4 separate regions of the Mus musculus genome follow, and regions 2, 3 and 4 are each linked to region 1. Evidence: chromatin loops called from intact Hi-C (ENCODE). Cell type or tissue: left cerebral cortex. All regions are shown on one strand. Each heading gives the region's core, and the rest is flanking DNA. Links, peaks and the distances in the headings are about the cores only. Region 1 holds the start of Secisbp2 (SECIS binding protein 2). Region 2 has its middle 16 kb from the start of Gadd45g. Region 3 overlaps Sema4d (sema domain, immunoglobulin domain (Ig), transmembrane domain (TM) and short cytoplasmic domain, (semaphorin) 4D). Region 4 has its middle 23 kb from the start of Sema4d.

Evidence for each region. A loop is a pair of places that touch in the nucleus more often than their neighbours do. Peaks named below come from ENCODE experiments on the same cell type or tissue, not always from the same donor. Only the 100,000 strongest peaks of a DNase experiment are listed, where the experiment ranks them.
Region 2: it touches region 1 in a loop (5-fold over the local background); 2 of 42 quality-filtered maps call a loop at or near these places.
Region 3: it touches region 1 in a loop (2.9-fold over the local background); 2 of 42 quality-filtered maps call a loop at or near these places.
Region 4: a loop joins it to region 1, with 3 times the contacts of the local background. A loop is called at or near these places in 8 of 42 quality-filtered maps.

What each region holds. Positions count from the first base shown.
Region 1 is chr13:51,649,157-51,654,832 of GRCm38, forward strand. Secisbp2 (SECIS binding protein 2) reads left to right here and starts at 2,552. Exons shown (of 17, transcript NM_029279.2): 1 at 2,552-2,664; 2 at 3,451-3,599; 3 at 5,230-5,479. The coding sequence starts at 2,629. Cks2 (CDC28 protein kinase regulatory subunit 2) reads left to right here. Exons shown (of 3, transcript NM_025415.3): 2 at 429-556; 3 at 1,181-1,506. The coding sequence ends at 1,233. In left cerebral cortex, for the core only: a CTCF peak has its summit at 2,827 (motif pointing right); DNase peaks (open chromatin) are centred at 2,531 and 2,792; H3K4me3 peaks cover 1,664 bases; H3K27ac peaks cover 934 bases.
Region 2 is chr13:51,827,483-51,833,158 of GRCm38, forward strand. No RefSeq gene overlaps it. Among named protein-coding and RNA genes, the nearest start is that of Gadd45g, 16 kb to the right of the region's middle. In left cerebral cortex, for the core only: a CTCF peak has its summit at 3,434 (motif pointing right); a DNase peak (open chromatin) is centred at 3,437.
Region 3 is chr13:51,787,770-51,793,445 of GRCm38, forward strand. The region is part of intron 1 of Sema4d (sema domain, immunoglobulin domain (Ig), transmembrane domain (TM) and short cytoplasmic domain, (semaphorin) 4D); the gene reads right to left. Among named protein-coding and RNA genes, the nearest start is that of Sema4d, 3.1 kb to the right of the region's middle. In left cerebral cortex, for the core only: no CTCF peak of the experiment used is centred there; a DNase peak (open chromatin) is centred at 3,153; H3K4me3 peaks cover 498 bases; H3K27ac peaks cover 415 bases.
Region 4 is chr13:51,813,936-51,819,611 of GRCm38, forward strand. No RefSeq gene overlaps it. Among named protein-coding and RNA genes, the nearest start is that of Sema4d, 23 kb to the left of the region's middle. In left cerebral cortex, for the core only: a CTCF peak has its summit at 2,177; DNase peaks (open chromatin) are centred at 2,196, 2,399, 2,787 and 3,005; H3K27ac peaks cover 255 bases.

The DNA of each region.
Region 1 (5,676 bases), core at 1,765-4,264:
GAATATTTTTTTACTTGGGTATGGTCTTGCTCTTTGAGTATACTTTCCAGTACATGAATATTTTCTACCTATATCCTATAGACCAAGAGTTGCTTCATGACTTTTTAGATTTTAAGGTCCTATTCCTAGAAGATAGCTCAATAACAAGTATTCTGCTAGAAATTTACCCCTACAGAATAAAATGCCTTTCATTTTTGTGCAACTTATATTGGCCTAATACTTTAACATAAACCATCAAAAGCCAGAAGTATATGCTATAAGTATAGATCGATACAGATAATATTGTAGTGTAGAGTTGCTTTAGAGAATTTAGTTTGTTTTGAGGATAAAAACCCTTCACAATTTCAAGTATCTCAAAGGTAAGGTTCCTGTATAAAGTGATGTTGGTGGGAAAGATGGCACTAATCTTTGGCTGAATATTTTAATAGGCATGTCATGTTACCCAGAGAACTCTCTAAACAAGTACCCAAAACTCATCTGATGTCCGAAGAGGAGTGGAGGAGACTTGGTGTCCAACAGAGTCTAGGATGGGTTCATTACATGATTCATGAGCCAGGTAAGCTTTGCTGTAAAGGAAAGTGATGTTGTTCCTTCTACCTGCAAAAGTGACTCACTTAGTATAAAACAGGTGCCAAAATCCTGCACATATATAGAAATTGTTGCTACCTTTTTATACTTAAAAGGTGGCATTGTTAAACTGGAGTCTTCCTTGGAATTATGGCACATATCTTTAGGAGCTCAGAAATCCTTCCTATCAATAGGAAAGCAGAAGTGCTATAGATGCTGGCCTTCATCCCGTTGAATGAGGAAGCTTTGGGTGGACTCTCTGAGTTTAATCTTTTAAGCCCCCACCCCCCCCCCTCACCCCCCAGAGATCTGGTTTGACTAGAACAACCCTTTCTTAGCTAAGTGTGTATGGCATCAATTTATTTATTTGGATGTGAATTAGCCTGAGATCCAGCAGCTGACTTGAATTAGCTGTTCTTTTTTCAAAGAGATTACATTTCTCTTCACTGAAAATGATTTTGCAGGTAGAAATTATTTTCCAGAGTCGGTCAAAGGATAAAATGGTAGAACAATGCTATTATACGAGTTTGTCCGCATTTACTATTTATTACACCGACAATTCATTTTGAATACTTCAAATAGTGACATGGAACTTAATATTTTCTTTCCACAGAACCGCATATTCTTCTCTTTAGACGACCTCTTCCAAAAGAACAACAAAAATGAAGTGCAGCTGGGATCATCTAATCTTTTTCAAATTTAATGTATATGTGTATATAAGGTAGTATTCAGTGAATACTTGAAAAGTGTACAAACCTTTCATCCATACCTGTGCATGCGCTGTATTCTTCACAGCAACAGAGCTCAGTCAAATGCAACTGCAAGTAGGGTTGTTTTAAGTTGTTCAAGATAGTTTCTTGTAGTTTTTTCTTAATATAAATGCCTGTTTTATTTTACCTGTTTTGTTAAATAAAGTTTGTATATTGCATTTATATCACCATTGTTGAAATTAATTTGACTTGATTATTTTTACCCCTGGGGAAAATAAACATACTTGAAAAAGAAATATAAGAAAATAAACATACTTGAAAAAGAAATATTAAGCTCCAAATGAGGATATTACAGCTTTATTGCCAGTTTACTTCCTAAATAACTTTGGATTCTGCAAGTGAACAGAAAAACCCACCGCTTGATAGTGTCCACAAGTCTACAAAAAGTCTAGTGGTTTCAGAGAAAAGTATCTTAAAAGTTCAGGTGCCACATTCGTGCATCTTGTGTGAACCAAGAAATTAAGCACACATCAGTGGATAGCCATAAAAAAAAGTATGAGTGGCCAGAAACAAGACTGTAGTTAGACATTAGCAGGGGTGATTTCTCATTGAACACAGTAAACACTACAGAGCCACAGCCTTCCATGTGTGGGATACACTAGACCTAACAGGGCTACTGACCATGAACTGGCACTGGTGTCTTGCTTGAAAAAAAGGGCTGGTGTTTAATTCTAACCCTACAGACTGACTCCAAGGCCTGTTTGCCAAATGCCCCCACATTGCAGGCGACCTTTTTCTGTCCTTCGACCTGTTTCTGTGCTCTTGGTTTCATTTTGGAGTTGTGTTTTGCGAGAGCTTCCTGTTGTCCAGGCCCCAGCAGAAGTCTCACATAGCTAAACATTTGACTCCTCTTAGTTCCAAGGTTCTTCATCTGCCTGCAGGCACCCGCCATGACATCCTACTAGAAACTCCACAGGAGCAGATGCTCCTGGAAGCTCACCACTGAGCAGGTCTGCCGGCCTCACTCTTACTAGGAGTCTCCCTCCTGCACTGCATCAGTGCGGGCGCCCAGAGCCTGGCCTCCCCTAGTGTCACATCACCAAGCCCGCCCCACGTAAGAGCTCAGCCGCGCCCTTCCTGGCCCACCACAAGCCACCCCCTAGAGCTGTCGCTGCCCCAGTCTTCCACGTGCGGCTCCGGAGGCCCGGGACGCCGAGCACTTCCGGCAGGGAAGGCCTCCGTCGCGCCTCGGTGACGTACGTCCTGGCGCCGCCGCGCAGGAAGGCGGAAACGCTGAGTCGTTGGTTAGGCGCGCCGCTAGCTTCACGGCGCGGGCTCTTCCGTGGCCGCCATGGCGTCGGAGCGGCCGCGGGAGCCGGACGGCGAGGTAAGGGGCGGGCTGCGGGTCTAGGCACACGCGCGGGGCCGCCGGGCCTGAGGTTCGGGGATGGGGGGCTTGACCACCCTCTCACGGTTCGGCCAGCGAAATGATAACACATAGGCTACCTACGGCCTCGGGCACCTCGCACCCGCGTCCGCGCCTGCCATGACCGCTAGATGGCGCGCCGGCCGTCCCAGAAATCCACTCTAAATTGGCCAAACGCGGTGATAAAAGTTGTCAGAATAACCCATACTCTGCGTTCCAAGGGCTCATGGCTGTGGGATGATTTTTCTCTCAGAGGTTCCGTGTGGTTTACTAACTACAGATGAAATATGTGGTGATTTTTGTTGAGAAGTTAGATGGCAATAAATGTCAGCGGTGTGTTTTACATAATAACTTTGAGCGTCCTTTGGGTATAGTTTAGCGACACTAGGTACAGGGTTCTTATATATCTCATGTATAAAGATGGAAGAGGTAAAAATAACTATCTTCAAGTTTAAATCCTCAGAAGCATTCCGAGTTGTGGTTCTTGTTATATAACAAGGTTGGGGTTTCCTTCGACTTTAATTCATTGTCCTTTTTTCACATGTAAGGTCCAGTAACCTTTTTTTTTTTTTTAATAATAAAAACATCAGGGAGATATTGTTGCCAAACACATTTTTGTCTTTGCACTGCACCTTTGTAATCACCAATGGGCCTATCAGAATGGCGCACCTTTCTTGTGGTTTGTATTTGATGGCATTTGGCGAATCTCAGGAGCGTTAAAGCCCATCCCCACCCTCTCATCCTCAGGATAGCATCAAGTTGTCAGCTGATGTCAAACCATTCGTCCCTAAGTTTGCTGGGCTCAACGTGGCGTGGTCAGAGTCCTCAGAGACACGTGTCTTCCCAGGCTGTGCGGCCACCTACTATCCATTTGTACAGGAACCACCAGCAGCTGAGTATGTATTTTCTCGATGCCTTGCCTCATGCAGAGGGTTTCTCTCCCAGAGGTAGTGATTAGAGCCTCACACACTGAAACATACATAACATCTTACAGGACGGCTTGCAGGTGAGGAAAGGAGGCTCTTCAACCAGCAAAGATTGGGCTCTGTAGCCTGACTAAATTCTGTGCAAAAACTTCATCCAGGAAGGGACCGACACTACGGAACTTAGAAAGTACAGTTGCAGGGTCATTTGTTTACAGTTGATACTGGTTCACGCGTGTAGGGACTGAGGATGCTGCTTTGCCATTTGTCAGGCCCTGGGCTTGATCTTCAGAGCTACCAAAGCAAGACAGAACCAAACAAATTCACATTTGTATTGGGAAAAGAAACGGCAAGAAGGAAGGGTAAATGGGAAAAGGACAGATGGATGAAGGATCAGATAGATAACATGCCAGGCTGGACAACTTAGCGAGACCCTGTCTCCAGTGACAGAGCTCCGTGGTGCAGCTCTTTCTGTCAAACACAAGGCCTCAGGGTCAATCCCCAGTCTACTGAATAATTACCAAGGTGCCCATCTTTTACGGCTCCTGGCCTCCGTGGTGTGCAGGATCCTCTTTGTACTCTGGCCTTCTGGGCAGCATAGTGCAGGATGTGAGGGGCTGAAAGGGCAGGACTGGAGGAAGACTGTGCAGGCTGTAGTGCAACTCCTCAGCCAAGGGAATGGCCTTTCGGCTGTTGTGTCTAGGTTGCTGAGACACTGTCAGGTACTAAACCAGCAGTCGGCTGCAAAACTGTGGGAGCATGCCCTTGCTGTGCTGCCATGGCATCTGAACTTACTTTTTACTTGAGATTACCTTTTCTGTGGTGCCATAGGAGGAAGCCACGGCCTTGTGCGTTTTATGAAGGCTATCTACCGTTGAGCTCTGTTACCCTGGTCCTAGTTCATTCGTTCAACTCTATCAGTAGCCAGGCAGTTTTGGCCCACACCTTTAATCCTGGCACTTGGGAGACAGAGGCAGGCGGATTTCTGCGTTCGAGGCCAGCCTGGTCTACAGAGTGAGTTCCAGGACAGCCAGGGCTACACAGAGAAACCCTGTCTCGGAAAAAAAAAAATCAGCAGTATTCTTTGCAGGAAGAAAAAAAGAGGTCCTGTTTGGATGGGTGGGTGGGTGGGTGGGTAGGTGGGTGTGCGTGCATATGTGGGGGGGGTATGTGTGGTAAATGCACATGTGTGCACTTGCATGCGGAAGCCTGTGGCAGAAGTTGGGTCTTTCCTCAATTGTTCTTTTATTCTTTGAGAAGCAGTCTCACTGAAGCTCAAGTCCCTCAGTCAGCGAGACTGGCAGGCCAGTGACCTTCAAGGACCTGCGCTCCCCCTCTGGTTGGAGTCCCAGAGCGCACTGCCGTGCACTGCTTATCACACTGGCTCTGGAGCCCAAACTTAGGGCCTTGCGCTTATGTGCCAGGCAGGCGCTTTACTAACAGAGCCAGCTCTCTAGCCCTCATTTGGTTGTTGATAGGGGAGTTTCCAATGCGAAAGTAAGTGATCCTTAAAAGAAAATATTAAAAAGTTTAAATTAGCGTCTTAAAAATAATGTTCTTGATTTGTGTTATGAAATCTGCAACTGAAATTTACACTTTTTAGACAGAAAATGTATCCCGAAGACATGGCTTTCGGAGCCCCCACCTTTCCAGCACAGTACGTGTCTTCTGAGATAGCGCTGCATCCTTTTGCCTATCCCACTTACACCCTAGAGTCCGCACAGAGTGTTTGCTCAGTGCCAACCCTGCAGTACGACTACAGCCAAGCACGGTGTCACCCAGGCTTTCGGACAGCAAAGCCCCGGCATGAGCACGTGTGCCCTCCACCTCAGGAAGCAAAAGGTGTATTTAAGGTGAGGAAGTGCTGCTGCAGGGTGCGGCTCCTCCTCTTAGTCCTTGTTGCCAGTGTCAGAAGTCAGTGTGTCCTCTGATAGCTAAGCACTGCTTACCTTTTGGTGATAGCCTTTTTACAAACGGTTTGGTCTGTTCTTTTCTTAAATGTTTGAATTGTGAATACTTACTGGTTTGCTGTGTTAAAGTTTCATTATCA
Region 2 (5,676 bases), core at 1,942-4,441, 180 kb after region 1:
AGGCATACCCTTGCAATCCCAGCACTTAGAAGACTGAGGCAGGAGGATTCCCATGAGTTTGAGGCCAGCCTGGGCCACAGAGGGAGACCCTGTCTTGAACAAATCCTAGTTTTTGAGACAGGGTCTCTTGCTGGAACTGGGCTCACCCACTCAGCAGGACTGGCTGGCGGCGGAGCCCAGGGATTCTTCTCCACTTCCCTAGACTAGGGATTCCAAGGATGCTACCACATGTGGGTTTTACACACATTCTGGGGATCAATGAATAAGTTGGGTATACACCCATCGCAGAATCCTACATATTATCACATGAATGTGCCTCAGGATGGAAATGTTTTGCACAGAAGGCAAGTAACAGAGTGATGTGTTCTAGACTGGAGAGATGGATCAGGGGTTGAGAGCGCTGGATGCTCTTCCAGAGGTTCTGAGTTCAATTCCCAGCAACCACAAGGTGGCTCATAACCATCTGTAATGTAATCTAGTGCCTCCTTCTGGCCTGTAGGTATACACGCAGGAAGGAAGCTGTCTGCATTAATCATCATCATGATAATAATAAAATAAAAATAATGTGCTGGGCAGTGGTGGCGCACGCCTTTAATCCCAGCACTTGGGAGGCAGAGGCAGGCAGATTTCTGAGTCTGAGGCCAGCCTGGTCTTCAGAGTGAGTTCCAGGACAGCCAGGGCTACACAGAAAAACCCGGTCTCGAAAAAAAAAAAACCCTAATAATAATAATAATAATGTGCTTTATAGGATTCAAAGCACAGAGAGCACATGACACTGTGAGGTGCAGAGGCCGTGGCCATGCACAGGAACACGTCAGTAGAGAGATACATTTGGGGGTGGGGTGGGGCTGGAGAAATGGCTCAGCAGTTAAGAGCATTGACTGCTCTTCCAGAGGTCCTGAATTCAATTCTCAGCAACCACATGGTGGCTCACAACCATCTGTAATGATATCTGATGCCCTCTTCTGGTGTGTCTGAAGACAGCTACAGTGTACTCACATAAATAAAATAAATAAATAAATCTTAAAAAAGAGAGAGAAAAAGAAAGAAAGAGAGAGAGAAAGAAAGAAAAGAAAAGAAAAGAAAAGAAAAGAAAAGAAAAGAAAAGAAAAGAAAAGGCCCCATACATTTTACCCCTTGACCTTCTAAAGGCAACCCTGGGTGATTGTGACTGAGCTGAAGGCAAACGGAGGAAGCAAGGCGGCTGGGTTCATTCACCTTGGCCTCTGACCTCATTCAATCCATCTGCATGACCCCCTCTCTGTTTTGAGGTTCGGGTTGAGCGTGTTCTTGTTGCTGCTGTTAAGAGCAACATTTTTTTCAATTACATTGTAACAATGCTTTTTTTTTTTTTTAAATTCAACAAGCTTTTGGAATTCAAAAAGGACTCAAGACAAATAAGGAAACTGCTTTCATTCATTGTCCACTGGCACAACAGCACCTTCCTGTACTTCCTGTACTTGCTACCTGTACTTCCTGTACTTGCTACATTGTAGCAAACAGCAAACATTACGTCCATGTCAGACAAACGTAATTTTGAGCAAACATTCACAATCATGGGCAACGTTCCCTTTTAGAGAATTAATTTTCCAGCTAACTTCATGGAACAATGAAGTGATCAACGAGCTGCTAACTGAATTCAAGCAAGTTGGAAGAATTTAAGCAACGGGAATGTGAAGTCTTTTTTTTCTCAGTACATGTAAGAAAGACCAAGATTAACTTCTGCACACACAGATGTAAAACGGTCACTAAAAAAAAAAAAAAAAAAAAAAAAAAATGCAGAGCCGAGTGTGGTGGCGCACGCCTTTAATCCCAGCACTCAGGAGGCAGAGGCAGGCGAATTTTTGAGTTCGAGGCCAGCCTGGTCTACAAAGTGAGTTCCAGGACAGAGCCAGGGCTATAAAGAGAAACCCTGTCTCGAAAAAAACCAAAACCAAAACCAAAAAACAAACCTGTCACTCTGAGACTGTGTGGTAAAGGGCACCCTTGGCACCCAGTACTGCCACAGCTGTCATTTACTGGAGACTGCCTTGTCTCGCCCAATCTCAAGTAGATGAGAGATTGTTATCTCTGTCTTAGTGATAGGCAAAAGGGATTGGCAACTAAAATATGGTGGAACTGATGTTCCAACTACCCAACATGACCTGCAATGTGGGCCAAGGATTAGGGGCTGGCTTTGCATTAGGTGTATAACAATGTTTTTCTCTCTCTTTCTCTCTTTCTCTCTCTCTCTCTCTCTCTCTCTCTCTCTCTCTCCCTTCCTTTTCTTCTTCTTCTTCTTCTTCTTCTTCTTCTTCTTCTTCTTCTTCTTCTTCTTCTTCTTCTTCTTCTTCTTCTTCTTTTTCGAGACTTCTCTGTGTAGCCCTGGCTGTCCTGGAACTCACTCTGTAGACCAGGCTGGTCTTGAACTCAGAAATCCACCTGCCTCTGCCTCCCAAGTGCTGGGATTAAAGGCGTGCGCCACCATCGCCCAGCCAATGTCTTTCTTTTAATGTTATATTTTATTTATTATCTTTTAGGTGGGTGCTTCTGGGTCATGCTGTGGTCAGAGGACAATTTGCTGGAGTCACGTCCCTTCTTTCATGATGTGGGTCCCAGGGATGCAACTCAGGTTGCCATGCCTGGCAGCAGGTGCCCTTACCCACCTTGCCACCTTGCCACTTCGCCAGACCTATGCTAAAAATTTAAGATTAAGATCATGATAATTCTTTAGTACTTTAAAAACATGTTATACCACCATATTCTGTCACAATTTATTTTCTCCTTCTAAATAATCATAGATATTACTTTTATGTCACCTTTCCTAATCTTTGCATGCATTTGGTTAAAACTTCCCTAAGATAGCACATTATATGGTTAGTAGGTCAACTATTTTTTTTTAATTAAAATGAGGATATGGGATAGTTGAGCTGGTAGAACACTTGTGTGTAGGCCTGACAACCTGATTTCTATCCCTGGGTCCAACAAGGCAACAGGACAGAACTGGCTCCTGAGAACAGAATGTGGTATGTGCACACCTGCGTGTGAGTGCAAGCATGCCCAGTACACTAAATAAATAACTTAAAATGTAGATATCTTTAAATAAAATGCTGTCACTGCTCTCCTTGCTGTATCGGCTTTTTATTAACACCAGAACAATAGATATTAAATGTTACAGTTACTTTTGGGCTTCAAGCGATTTTTTTTTTAAAAAATAGGTTGTTTCTCAATAGTCTAGGCTGGCCTCAGACTTGTGTCAGTTCTCCTGTCTCAGCCTCCAGAGTCCTGGGATTGCAACTGTGAGACACCACGCTTGAGAAGTAGGTGAAAGTTTACTGGACCGGTTTGTGTTAAAGAACTCCTTTAGCATCTTTATGTAGCAGTCATGTTCTGGGTGAGTCTTGCTTGCTGGGATGAGGGAGAATGGTCTTGTAAATGCTCAATGTAAACACTAGAGGGTGCTGTGGACCCGCGTTTGGTTTGTTTTGGTAGCATTAAGTGTAATTACTTCATTGTTCAAGTACAAACCCTTTTAATTCAATATGTTTCTCAAAGCATTGCCCCTAATTGGGCTTTCATTGAGTAGCCCTAACCTAGCAGGGTGTCTAAAATTTTATTTTCTCCATTTGATTTTGGGAAAAAGGTTTTGACAATTTCATTCAAGAGTCACTGAAACCCAGGTATCATCACATCCCATCTGTTACTTTTCTTCCCTTTCTCTGGCTCTCGGCTTCCCGTCTTCCTCTCTCTTCACTCTCCTTCCCATTTCTACTTGCTGTGCTCACCCAGGCATGTAAGCGGAGTCCAGAGTCGTCATCTTCTCTCACTCAAACTGGTGCTTGCTGCTTTAGCTTAGCCAGCTGGCCAGAAAGCTCCCTTGATCCTCCTGTCTCTACTCCAGCACACTGCATCGTGCCTGACCTTTCACCGGGGTACTAGAGATTGATTGTGGGCCCTCATGCTTTGGTGACCAGCACTTTACCCACTGGGCCATCTCCCTGGTCCACTAAAGGTTCTTCAAACTTGGGTGTGATAAGGGTTAGCAAAAACACCTGAGGGGTTCTGTTAGAATCCTGCAGTCAAAACGCCAGGATCGATGGACCGATTCCCAACCGCTGTGAGTCTCAGTTTCTCTCTCCACTGGTCAAATATGGAACCAGTGGAAGGGGCACATCATCGATCCTGATTAGAACTAAGCGATCTCACAGAAGGAAAGCACTGCGTACAGCTCCCATCCAGAGGCGCTCCACCGAGGTTCAGCTCTGTCTGAGCTCAAGTGTGCAGCATAGACTCTTTAGGCGCTAGAGGAGCCAAGTGGGGTGTGGCGCTGTTCCTGTGTCTGATTCCTGTCCCCCTCCTGCCCCCCCCCCCCCGCCCCAGCAGTCAGGTCAGTCCTATGCAGCCCGCAGTGTGATTCAGGCCTTGTACTTAGCCACCAGTTGGTACTCAGTGAGATGGACCCAAACCCACTCTGGTGGCTTAAATCCTTCCCGGTCAGGCAGGAGGCAGAGCTGGTGGCTGTACCCTGCTTCTGTCAGGAGAACCTTGATTGTGGGGGTAGGGTGGAGATAAAGACAAATGGAGGGGGTGAGGAGGAGCTGGCTCAGTCCGTATAGAGTTTGCCGTGAAGATATGAGAAGCTAAGTTCAGATCTCATGTAAAATGATGGGGTGGAGGCGTGGGCCTGAAACCCCAGTCCTGGGAAATGGAGGCGGGAGGATCTAGAAGGCACACTTGCCAGCCAGTCTGCCACATTGGTGAGATCCATGCTCAGCAAGAGACCCTGTCTCAAAAAATAAGGTACAGAGCAAGCGAGGAAGATAGTAGACATCAGCTCCAGCCTCCACGGGTACGTGCACACATGCAAGCACATACTTCGCATGCGCGCATAAACAAACACGCATGCGCACACAAGTGGCACCGCTGACGGGGTACAAGCTGCCTTCCTAGGGCTAACGCCGTTCTATCTTTCAATTGGTTGTGCTAGTTTTCTTCTGTTGCTGTGACAAAAGACCCAGGCCAAAAGCAACTCGGAAAAAGGGGCTTATTTTAGTTCACAATTCCAGGTTACCGTCCATCACTACAGGAAAATCACAACAGCAGGGGCTTGGGATAGCTGGTCAGTCACACCCACAATCCAGGGTGGAAAAGAAATGAATGCATACCCCCTTGTTTGCTTGTCTGCCTGCTTGTGCTCAGCTTGAGGGCTCCATTCTCTTACACTGCCTAGGGAATGATGCCACCCACAGGAGACTGGGTATTCCTACAGCAATTAATATAATAAAGGCCCTTTCCCCCCGCCCCCCCCCCCCATGCTCACAGGCCAACCCACTGTAAACAACCACCCACTGATGCTTTCCTCCCAGATGATTCTAGGTGGTGTCAAATTGGCAATTAACGCTAGGCATCGCGGTGGAATTTACAAGTTTTTACAGAGATTACTGGGAATATGGAATTTAGATCTGTCCGTTGTCTCTTCTGTGGATCTTGTGAGAATGATTACTCTATGCAAATATCCCAAATCCCACCCTGGTGGGTATTCTGTCACCTGTGGCCCCATTTGCTAACCTGGATTGGATCCTGGGAGCCACCCTCAGTAAGCTGGTGACTGAGCAGAAAGTGTAGGACCCGTGGGGTCTATCCCTTCTTAGCCTTTCATTCTGTTTTTGTCTTGATAGACAGATAGGTGTGGCTATC
Region 3 (5,676 bases), core at 1,753-4,252, 140 kb after region 1:
CACACAATTGTCATTAAAAATGCTACCAGGTTCTTCAAAAGGCCACACACACACACACACACACACACACACACACACACACATCACAAAACCCTGAGATTCCTCCCCTGGTGAGTGACCAGTCTACAGGAGAAAATATACAACCCCAGTAAGATTTGTCTAAGAAGGCACAGGGTACTTCTGTATATTATTTACTGTGACCAAGTATACTTAGGGAGCTGCAGAGGTAGCTTAGCGGGTGAGAGTGCTTGTTCTGCAAATCAGAGGACTGGACTTTGAAATGGGAAAGGCTGGGGGCTGTCGACATGGGAATCCTGAGAACTTGCTGGCCAGCCAGCTATCCAAAGTGGTGGGCTTCTGGTTTAGAGACAGGCTCAGTCTCAAGAGAAGAATGCAAAGAGGGACAAAAGAAAACATCCTGTGCTGGCTTCCAGAGAAGCATGCAGAGGGACATGCACCATGCAAAACACACACACACACACACACACACACACACACACACACACACACACACATTATCCTTTAATAGCATCTTGTGATGCAATCACAACATCACAACAACCATTATCAGCTATTATGTTTTATCACCTAGCATACAAAATGAGGGTGGAGGTGGGGGAGGGCATCAAATCCACAGCACTAAAAAAAAAAAAAAAACAAAAAAAAAAAACAAAACAAAAGAAAACTAGAAGCCCTATAAAACCAAGCAGTCCCACCCCATCCCTCTCCCGACCCCCGGTGACTGATGATGTTTCTGGCACTCCAGCTGGGCCTCCTGTACTGACATTTTGTACACAAGATTCTTGAGTCACATTGTCTTAGCTGTGGCTACTTTTACTTAGCCCAGTGTTTCAAGGTTCTATTATTTTAAGGTTCGAACATGTATCAGTGTTCCAGTCCTTTCTACGGCTGAGTATTATTCCATGCCTGCACACGGCACATCTGGCTCACCCACTTCATCCACTGATGGACAAGCTAGGCTGTTTCCACATCTGCTGTCTTGTGAACGGTGCTATAAATGGTGGTGGGAGGCTTTTGTTTAGTCCCTACTTCCGATCCTTTTAGGTATGGGTATAAAAGTGGAATAGCTGGATCACAAGGAACCTGGATCTGTGTTTATCTTTCCAAGAAACTTCCATACTGTTTCCCCAAACACCATCTTCCCCTCTCCGCAACCCCAGGGTTCCACTTTCTCTAAGTCCTTAACAACAGGTGCTATCTCCCAACCCCTTGTATCAACGCCATTCTAGTGCAGTAAGAGCTGGGTCTTGGCTTGTATCTTTCAGTGACTAATGACACTGGCTGGCTGGCCATGTGCTTCTATTTGCAGGTTATCTGCCCTTCTGTTGCAAAGTTCTAGCTCCTAACCCTTTAACAGGAAACAATCCAAACATCTACCGAGAGATGAGCAAACCAACCACAGTACTGCCAACCCAAAAAGCGCCCTTCAGCCTTAAAGAGCTCCGAGCACTGGCACCCAAGACTCACATAAGCCTCCAGAGCCCCCAGTGCAGAGGCAAAGCACAGACACACAACGGAGATCCACAGAACAGTACATCCTTCATCTTTTGCTTTCTAAAGGTTCGGTTTCCAGTCAATTACAGTCCAAAAATACTGAATAAAAAAATTCCAGAAATAAATAATTCATAAGGTTTAAATTACACACAATTCCACCCCACCGGCACTGTCTGCCTTCCTTTTCTCCAGAGTATCCACACAGTGTGTCCCACTTGCCAATGGTTACTCACGTTCATCAGTGCCCAGATCAACTCCACCCCACAGGACAGTTCAGCTACGCCTTACTTTAGTTAAAAATGACCCCAAACACCACAGTAATGAGGTTTGGCAACACAAAGTGGCCAAAGAAACATAGAAGATGTTTCCACACCACAAGTCACACTACAAGTTTGCACACATGCTCACACGTCCCCTAACACACACACAGACACACAACAATTCACAGGCTTCCACTTTTACCCTGTCCATCTGATATCTTCACACAACCATCACAGACTTACACGCTGACTCCGTTACTCACACACATTGGCACATACATGCAGACAGTCACCCCTGTGCCCACATTCCCACTAACTTCAACGTGCCTGACCCTGGTCCATGAGATGCCCCCCTACCACCATTACCTACTCAACCTCTGGGGGGCATCCTCGAAGACACAACGGTGCTGTCTATATTCACGTAGGAGACCACTTCCATGCATAAGTGCCCACTTGTGTAAACAGGATGACTCAATGCACTGCACGGAAGGTTGGAAGTTTCGAGTAAACCCTTACGCAGCTGCTTCATGTAAGCAATCCACTTGGCCCTCAACTATTAACTTTTAATTATGGAGTACTTTCAATGGTACACAACAGAAGCCAGAAAAAGAGTAATGAGCTCAGGGACGCTCACCCAGACCCCTCCCTGATCCGACAACGCAGATCCCAAGCATCCTTTAGCACCCTGTGCACCCCTGGTAACAACAACCACATGGTGGTCATTAAAAAAAGTCCCTCGTACCATACCATTGTTCATGTAGCAAATGTCTGTCTCACGGCCTAGCTCTGTCAGGGACTCCTGTTAGAGGCTTCAGGATGCCTGCAATCTACAAGTGCCTTCCAGAAGCCATTCAGAAAAAATACGCAACCCGGGCTCTCACGGGCAGTGTGTGAGAGTTTAAACCAAATTACAAGCCCCCTGCAAGAAATAAAGAAAGTACGGCTGCTGTCCAGGCCTGGGTCAGCAGCAACAGATGTGCCATGATGTGGCATCCCAGGTGAGCACAAAAGGGACTCAGGAAAGAGCACAGCTGGAAAGCAAGGTCCCAAGAGCAAAACAGCCACACCTGGCTCTTCCCCCAAATCCCCTTCCTTGGTATCTGTTCTGGGGAAGGCCCAGCAGCTCACCCCTAGAAAGACAAGGGAAACTCATATCTCCTAACAAATTGCCACTTCTTTCTATGTTTCTTCCGGTCACCCCTTGACAGACCAGGTTAACCTGTACCTCCTACAAGATTGCCACCTCTTTCTGCATGTCCTCCAGACAAGAGAATTGCACCGTGGTCCAGCAAACCTCTCCCCGACACGTGCATAAGACCTTGCCTGACCAGCCTAGCTCTGGGCCACACCCCAAGTCACCCAGGGACAGCCACGTCTTCAACTGAGATTGCAGAGATGGGTTGCTCATACTGCAGCTGCCAAGAGTGGGATGGCTCTTAGCCAAGAGAACCAAAAGGACCCTCCCCCTCAGCCTGGGTAAACCCCATGGGTACCTCTCACCAGTACCTTTCACCATCTAGTGGACCTTCTGGGACCGGCACCATTGGAGAGATGTAAACTGGGTAGTGGTGGCCCACACCTGTAATCCCAGCACTCAGGAGGCTGATACAGGAGGTCAGAGAGCAACCTGGGCTCCATCTGAAGGAGGGAGGGAGGGAAGAAGGGAGGAAGAAAGGGAGGGGATCTGCCCCCTGTTGGCTAATTCTAGCAGCAGGGTTTTTTTCCCCCCAAGACCACCTTGGCATGACCACCAAGCTCATGCTATGGCTCTCTGGGTGCCTAGGGAACAGAGAGCCTGAGGGAGATCTTTTCCAAACTCGAGGGAACAGTTTGCTTTAAACAACAACAATGAGGAAATTCCAAATCCTCTTCTGGTATAGTGAAGATGTTCTGGAGGGCTCAAACCCAGGGTCCCTGGCTCTAAGCTCACCCTAAACATAATCGAATCAAAGGAAACTGTCCCCCTCCTCAGCCTTCCTAGCCCTCCCAGGGCAGGCTCCCTCTAGAAACACCTCAAATGGCTAAAGAAAACCATTGATCTTTGAGATGCATTATTGATCATGCTGTCCATTAGCACCCATTCCCATAGCCCTGGCCCACCACACACCATGCCTGGGGTGGGAAAGGCCTCCTTGGACACTGTCCATAAAAGACAGCCTAGAGAAGCAACTGTCCACAAGTGGATGATGTCACCAGACACACTGCCCTGGCCCCAGACCCCCTGGATTCCTGAGGCAGCACGGTCCACACCAGGCACCTCATCCCTCAGTCCAGGGCAGGCAGCCACCTGCCAAGACTCCAACCACTGGGGAGGAGTCTCTGTAAGGCACACAATGACAGCCAGAAGTCATTGGAGTCTATAGACAGAGGGACTTCGCAGCTCCATTTCAAAGGACAGACTTAAACAAGCCCATCACAGGAAGGCAGCCTCTGACTCTTGCCCTGGCTCCAGGTCGCACATCCATCGTGCAAGAACGGCAATGCCACAACTGGTATAGGCAACGTGTGTCTGTTTCTTTGGTTTACTTGCTGTGTGGACCAGCCAGACCTAACTGAGTCTTATGGTCAGGAAAGACAAGCTTTGCCCACACCAACATCCCTGCTCACTATTCTATCCATTCCGCTTCTCAACAGATGATCGCTCTGACGTGATGCACACAGACAGCAACGGTCAAAATGACAATCAGGCCATTATAGTCGCTACCGGGATCTACCCCCACCTCTGCCCAAGACTGCCTGCTTCTGGGACACTGTAAACATTCCCAAATAACCCTGCCTGCCTGGGCAGACAAGAGACAAGTCAGACGCCAGGGGCACATATGAAGTGACAGACCGCTGGTGTCACTTCACCCTCCTGGGAAGGAAACTTCCGTTTGGTAGCGCCTGGTAGACCCACAGCTGGGTCAGATGGCTGGCTACAGGCCCCCAGTCCAGTGAGAGGTTGGGCCACCCACGGGCCTGGGCTGTGCTCCACACAGTGAGGGTTTTCAAAACAAAAGCAGGACAAGTTCATGTGGCAAATGACCCAGTATGTAGGGGCAGGCCTTCACCACATGCTTCATTGAAAGCCAAAACTCCACATTCACCCACAGAGAGACTAAACAGAAAACATATAGAGGGCAGCTACGTGCTCAGCGCTGTTTTGTTTTTTGGCTGATTTTTTTCCCCAAGCCATAACTGGCTGAGCCCCAACAGAACCAGCCCCCTGCAAATCATCGGGCGCCAGCAACAGGTGCAGCTCGAGCTAAAGCTGGTGGTGGTTCCGGGCGGTTCTAGAATAACGCAGCCCGAATCTTCCAGGAAGCCACCGCCTTGCAGTGCCCACTGCCCGGCGGTGGCAACCTCACCGCGGCCGCACCTGTCTGAGTGCACCGCGCCACATCCGGTGCACCCGAGCCAAGGCCTGGGAGACCGAAATAGAAGCTGGTTAGGCCGGGGCTGGGAGCCCGGCTACGGGCACCGGGCCTGACCTGGGAGGCACCGATCAAGGAGTCAGCACCCGGGGGTCCCAGCGTGCAGGGCCTGGCTGGTCAAGTCGCATCCGCTGCCTGTCCCGTGTCCCTGCTCCAGCCACCTGCCTGCCAGGGCCTGGCGGGAGCTAGGGAAGGGACGCCGGAGAGAGATCCGGGCTGGGGTGGAACTGCAGAGAGGGTCTGGAAAACGCGGTGGAAATGTAGAGGGGGGTGAGGAATCCGGATGGGACTCAGAGGGGACCCAAAGGATCCTGATGCGAACGCAGAGGGAGTCCGGGGGCATCCAGGTGGGAATGCAGACTAGGTCCTAGCGGTGTGGGAGAACCTGGGGAAGAAGCTCGGAGAGGGATCCTGGGAGCCCCGAGGGGGTCGCAGGAGAGGCTCCAACAGGGTTCCTAGGTTTACCGCGGGGGCTCGCCGCGCTCCGC
Region 4 (5,676 bases), core at 1,234-3,733, 160 kb after region 1:
CCTTGCCCTTTCTCCAGAGTTGGAGGTAGCCCCATTTCTCTTAAGGCTACAGACTCTGTGTCATCAGCATCCTGGAGTCTGTCCCCCAACTACCCAGCCTGACAAGTTGGCAGGAAGCTTTGCTGCTGCTCAGAAGGTGGAAATATACGTTAATCTCCCAGTTGCCATGACAACTGTCAAAACAGTAATGACAGGATGCGGTCTGAGGCAGGGCATGCCCCAGCCTGGCTTCTTTCCAATTGATGTGCTTGTGGCAGGGTCCTCAGAGGGTGGATTTGAGAAAGCTATTGCTGTTATTTGCACAAGTGTCTTCCCATGTGTTGAAGGCTCATGGGTTAAAGGCATGTTTGACAGGGTAGTAGAAATTTCCCCATGGTAGAACCTTTAAGAGGAGAGCCAAGTGGGAAGTCTCCAGGCCCACTGGGGGTATATATACCCTCAAAAGGGATTGAGGTGCCCCGTCTCTCACTTCCTCATTGCTTCCAGGCCTTGAGGTGAGCAGCTTTTCTGTATATTGCGTGTCTATCATGTGACCCGATGCCTACCTCAGGCCTAAGCAGTGGTGTCTATTGATCCTGGAACAGAATATCCAAAGATGTGCACACAAATGCACCTTTATTTCTCAGGTGTTTTGTTATGGGGATGACAGACTGACTGATGTCACGATGGGAGTGGAGAGGGTCTCTTGGCCACAACAGCCCCTGCTGTGGAGTGGAGACAGTCACACCTGGAGTCTATTTTTTCCCCAGTAAATGGGGGAAAATGCTGCTGTGTGGCAGGTCGCTATGTGAGAGACAGAGCTGATGTTATCAGGGCTTGTAATACATCATCTGTGAAAGGCAGCCTGGGCTTAATGAGAAATCTCCACAGCCTGTGAAGAAGAAACTGAGACATTGCCCCAGAGGATGGAGTCAGCCTTGGAAATGACTTGACTGGGGCTTTCCAACAGCACCCATCTATACTTTATCGCTCTGGATCTACCTGTAAAGCGCGCCCTCTCTAAGCCAACTGAATCTGGATTTCCCCCTTAGGTTCTCTCAGTATGTGCACGTACGGAGGACCAAGGGGATGTCAGCAGTCACCTCCCATCAGTCATTCATCTTATTCTTTGAGACAGGTTTCTCAATCAAGCCCAGTGTTCACTGATACGGCTAGTCTTACTAGCCAGCTTATTCTGGGGTCTCCTGTCTCCTCGTTCTGGGGTCAGAATTTCAGGTGGGCCACCATGTCCACTCGACATTTATGAGAGTTCTGGGGGGTGGGGGTGTCTAAACCTTGATATTCATACTTGAGCAGCAGGCACGTTAACAACTGAGCCATCTCCTCAGCCTCTCTCATTTATTTCTTTTGAAAAGGAAATATTTTAAATTTTACGTGTGTGTGTGTGTGTGTATGCATGTATGTTTGCATGTGTGTGTGCATACGCCTGCAGCAGCCAGAACAGCTTTGCATTCCCTGGAGTTTTCATTACAGGAGATTGTGAACCATCCCATATAGATGCTGGGAACCAACTTTGGGTCCTCTGGAAGAGCAACAAATGCCTTAACTGCCAAGCGCCCCCCAACCCCCTGCTCCACCCCCCACCCCCACCCCGCCTCTCGGAGTCTTACTTTGTTGCCCTAGTGTCTTAGTTAGGGTTTTACTGCTGTGAACAAACACCATGACCAAGGCAACTCTTTTTTTTTTTTTTTTTTGAGACAGGGTTTCTCTGTATAGCTCTGGCTGTCCTGGAACTCATTCTGTAGACCAGGCTGGCCTCGAACTCAGAAATCCACCTGCCTCTGCCTCCCAAAGTGTGTGCCACCACTGCCCATCCCAAGGCAACTCTTATAAGGACACCATTTAATTGGGGCTGGATTACAGGTTCAGAGGTTCAGTCCATTATCATCAAGGCAGGAACATGGTAGCATCTAGGAAGGCTTGGTACAAGAGGAGTTGAGAGTTCTACATCTTCATCTGAAGGCTGCTAGCAGAATACTGGCTTCCAGGCAGCTAGGATGAGGGTCTTAAAGGCCACGCCCACCGTGACATACCCACTCCAAGGCCACACCCACTCCAACAGGGTCACACCTCCAAATAGTGCCACTCCCTGGGCCAAACCTAGTCAAATCATCACACCTAGTCTAGTCTTAAACACCCTGGCTCAAGAGCTCCCCCTGCCTCAGCCTCTCCGGTAGCTGAGACTACAAGGTACCTGCTTACTCTCCTCAACTTCCTTATTTTCTGTTCCCAGCTGGTTTTGCTTTGCTTTCTTCTCTGTCCTTTAATAACTTCCAGCACTTTATTTCCTTGCCTTGCCTCATCCTCCCGAGGCGAAGGTCTTCTGACTTTAAAGTATTGTGTTTATCAGTTAGAATATAAATAAACGTACAGAAAATAATGAGTCACTCATGAGCTCCATCCGGCTTCAGTGGGAGACCCAGACACAACAGTGCTTCCTGTTCTCATGGGATGGGAAGGAGGCCCTCAGCCCTGTGTCAAGAGTTGTCTGATATGACAGCGACACAGAAGGGTGACATCCAAATGAAGAACTCCAGGCGAGGATTTATGGGATCTCAGAGGCAAACTGATAGGTTTCTCTGGAATCATGCTCCCAGAAGAATAGATCAGAGAGAAGTCATCTTAGGTCCATGGGTAGTTCTGAGCCTGGCTCTGTCTGGTAACTTGGACCATCTGCAGAGGAGCTATCTATCATAGGCAGGCTGCCAGGCAGGAGGCAGCTGAAGGGCTGGCGGGAACAGCCATTTTCCAGAGCAGAAAGGGCTGCCTCTTGGCCTGGCTGGACACAATGCAGCATGTTTTCAGACTATAATTGGTGACATCCCCAACCAGGGACACAGTTAAGAGACACTGCTTTGCACAGGGTAGGACAGAGCTATGATTTAGACCCACCTCTTTGCTTACAGTCTTCAAGGCAAGAGAGCAGCCCAGGGGCTCCTGCCGTAAACACATAACATGTGTGCACACCCAGGATAACACGCATGAGGTTGGGCCATGCATAATAACAAGCCTTGCCAGATGGCTGGCTGCTCTGGGCCCGATTTTCCTAAGATGGCATTCATCACGTTGAGGGGGGTGGGAATACAATTTCTGCTCTTTCTAAATGAACACAAGTACGTTTCTATGCCATGATGTCATTTACACGACTGAAGGAAAGATAATTCCGGCACACATTTCTATCTGGTCTTTGAAATAGAATCAAGGCAAGTCCACAATGAAATTGGGCTCCCCAGCCAACAGCAGAGAGCATTCTTCATGGCTGCCTAGTTTTGTTCTTGACCCTCAGGTTCCATGGTTGACCGGAAAGCAAGATTCGGAAACCATGCTTGATTTTTTGCTTTGTTTTTGTTTTTAAGACCATAGGACTTGCTTGGTGAATTTTAGCCTGGTGTGAGCACCAGGCCTCTCAGAAGCAGCTATAGACACTTGATAAGAACAGCCACTTGCCTGCATTAGGCTCTGTCTGCAGAGAGCCATGGACTGTGGATCACTGTCTATGCTGCTGTCTTAGGGCCTCACTGATTGCTTCTGAACTTGACCATCTGAGGCAGTAGGCAGTAGTGTGATTGAGTCAGGCTTCCCCATTCCACTTCATGGGACAGTTTTCCTTCCTTTTCTTTCCTTTTTTTGTGAACATATACTGCTGTGTGTGTGTGTGTGTGTGTGTGTGTGTGTGTGTGTGTGTGTGTGTGTCTGTCTGTCTGTCTGTCTGTCTGTCTGCCTGCCTGCCTGCCTGCCTGCCTGCCTGCCTGCCTGCCTGTCGTCTGTCTGTTTTTCAGCTAGAGAACTCAGGAACTATCTATTTTTTGAGCTGGTTTTCCCACTGACCCAGGGACTCACTGGTTAGGCTGCCTGGCCCCTCCGGCACTTAGATTGCTAGGGCAAATCACCACATCTAGCTTTTTATTCTGTAGCTGCTGGAACTGAACTCAGTTCTTTATGCCTGCAAGGCAAGTACTTTACTGACTAAATGCTCTGCCCAGCTCCATTTGGGACCATTTCCCCGAACAAGGAACTCGTTTCTTTTTAGAGGAATTAAGTCATTTACAAAAATCATAAAACCCGCATAGCATACACTTGACCAGGAGGCAGTACCTAGAACAGCCCAGATTTGAGTCTTGGTGTCCTTCTTTCAAACTATAGCTAGGCATGGCCATTACTGCCCCAGTATCTGTAGGTCCTGTAGGCATGTACATGACTGTACAGACCATAAACAATTCAAACAAAAGACTCCCTGAGGCTAAGACCAGGCAGATGATGTGGCTGGGCCAGAGGATGTGTGAGCCTCATTCCATGATGAGGAGGGAAATAGGCACCAATCCTCCCTAGGGATTCCTAACTGCCCTCCTTATTGCTAGCCTTAGCCTCTCAGGCCCCAGCTCACAGCAAGACTGTGCCAACCTCTGCAAGATCCATGTGACAACTGTTGAGCCAGGTGCAGACTGGCCACACTGCCCAGAGGGAACCTTTCCCTAACCGCTGAGGCACCAGCTTAGACAGGTTAAAATGGGGTTACTCAAGAGGCTAAGAGCAGAGAACATGGTGTGTGTGTGTGTGTGTGTGTGTGTGTGTGTGTGTGTGTGTGTCACTGTCACTGACAGCATGTCCACAGAAGCTCTTGCTGGTATCCAGAAGTTCTTCTGCAAAACTCTCTTCTCCCAGAAGAGTACTTCCTCCTGCTTCGGGCAAGCAAGAAGGCTGTGATCTGCCAGTCCATTCCCCACTGCGTTTTCTACAGATGCAGCGTGTCTGTCTGCTGTCCAGCCTCTCATGTGCAGAGAGGACCATGGACTTGTAGGGTGAGCCAGGCTGTCCTTCTTCCCTACATTAGGTAATAAATAACACAATCCTAGACAAGGTCTGCTTTGTGACCGGTCCAGATACCAAGCCCCAGGGGAGGCTGGGATGTGAGGGGATATGACCTTCAAGGACTGGGAACCAGGAACCACAGGGCACATTCGGCAGGAGGCTGGCAGTGCTCAGCTGTCAGGGATGGGACTTCCAGCAGGAGAATATGCTGATGGGTGCTCTAAGGAGAGGGGAGGGGGGTCGGAGGGTGGGGGTGGGGGTGGTTCTGGAGAGCTCAGGCCTCTCACAGTATGGAAGAGTTGGTGCTGAGGCAGAAAGTCCTAAGCATCATGCGTGTGCAGCCAGACTCTGGAAGCCTGCACCACAGCCATTACTTAAAGTATATGCTTGAAGGAGTGATTCATTGTTTATCGTTTGTACTATATTTAAAACAAATAGCTTCTGGGACTGGGGCTGGGGTGCAGGTGATAGAGTGCTGGCTTGCATAACACTAGGACTGTGGAAACAGGGCCAGATGGACACAGGAGGACCAGAAGCTCAAAGATATACTTGGTTACATAGCTAGTTTGGGGCTAGCCTGGGCTACCTGAGATGTGAAACCTTCTCAAAAAAGAAAGAAAAAAGAAAAAAGAAAAGGCTCTGATTGTAATGGGGGAGGGTCGTGTACTGATTTGAACTGTCCCTAGCAGGAGATCTGGCAAAGCAAAAAAATTACAAAATATACTTGTCAACAACAGCACAAAGCTGACAGGCAGATGAAGAATCACCTAGCCAAGGTCAGAAAATAGTCACAGCCTGTGAGCCTGGGAAGTCCTGGGAACTACTGATCCCCTCGTGTTGTAGCGACTGCCTGAGTCAGGCTAGACA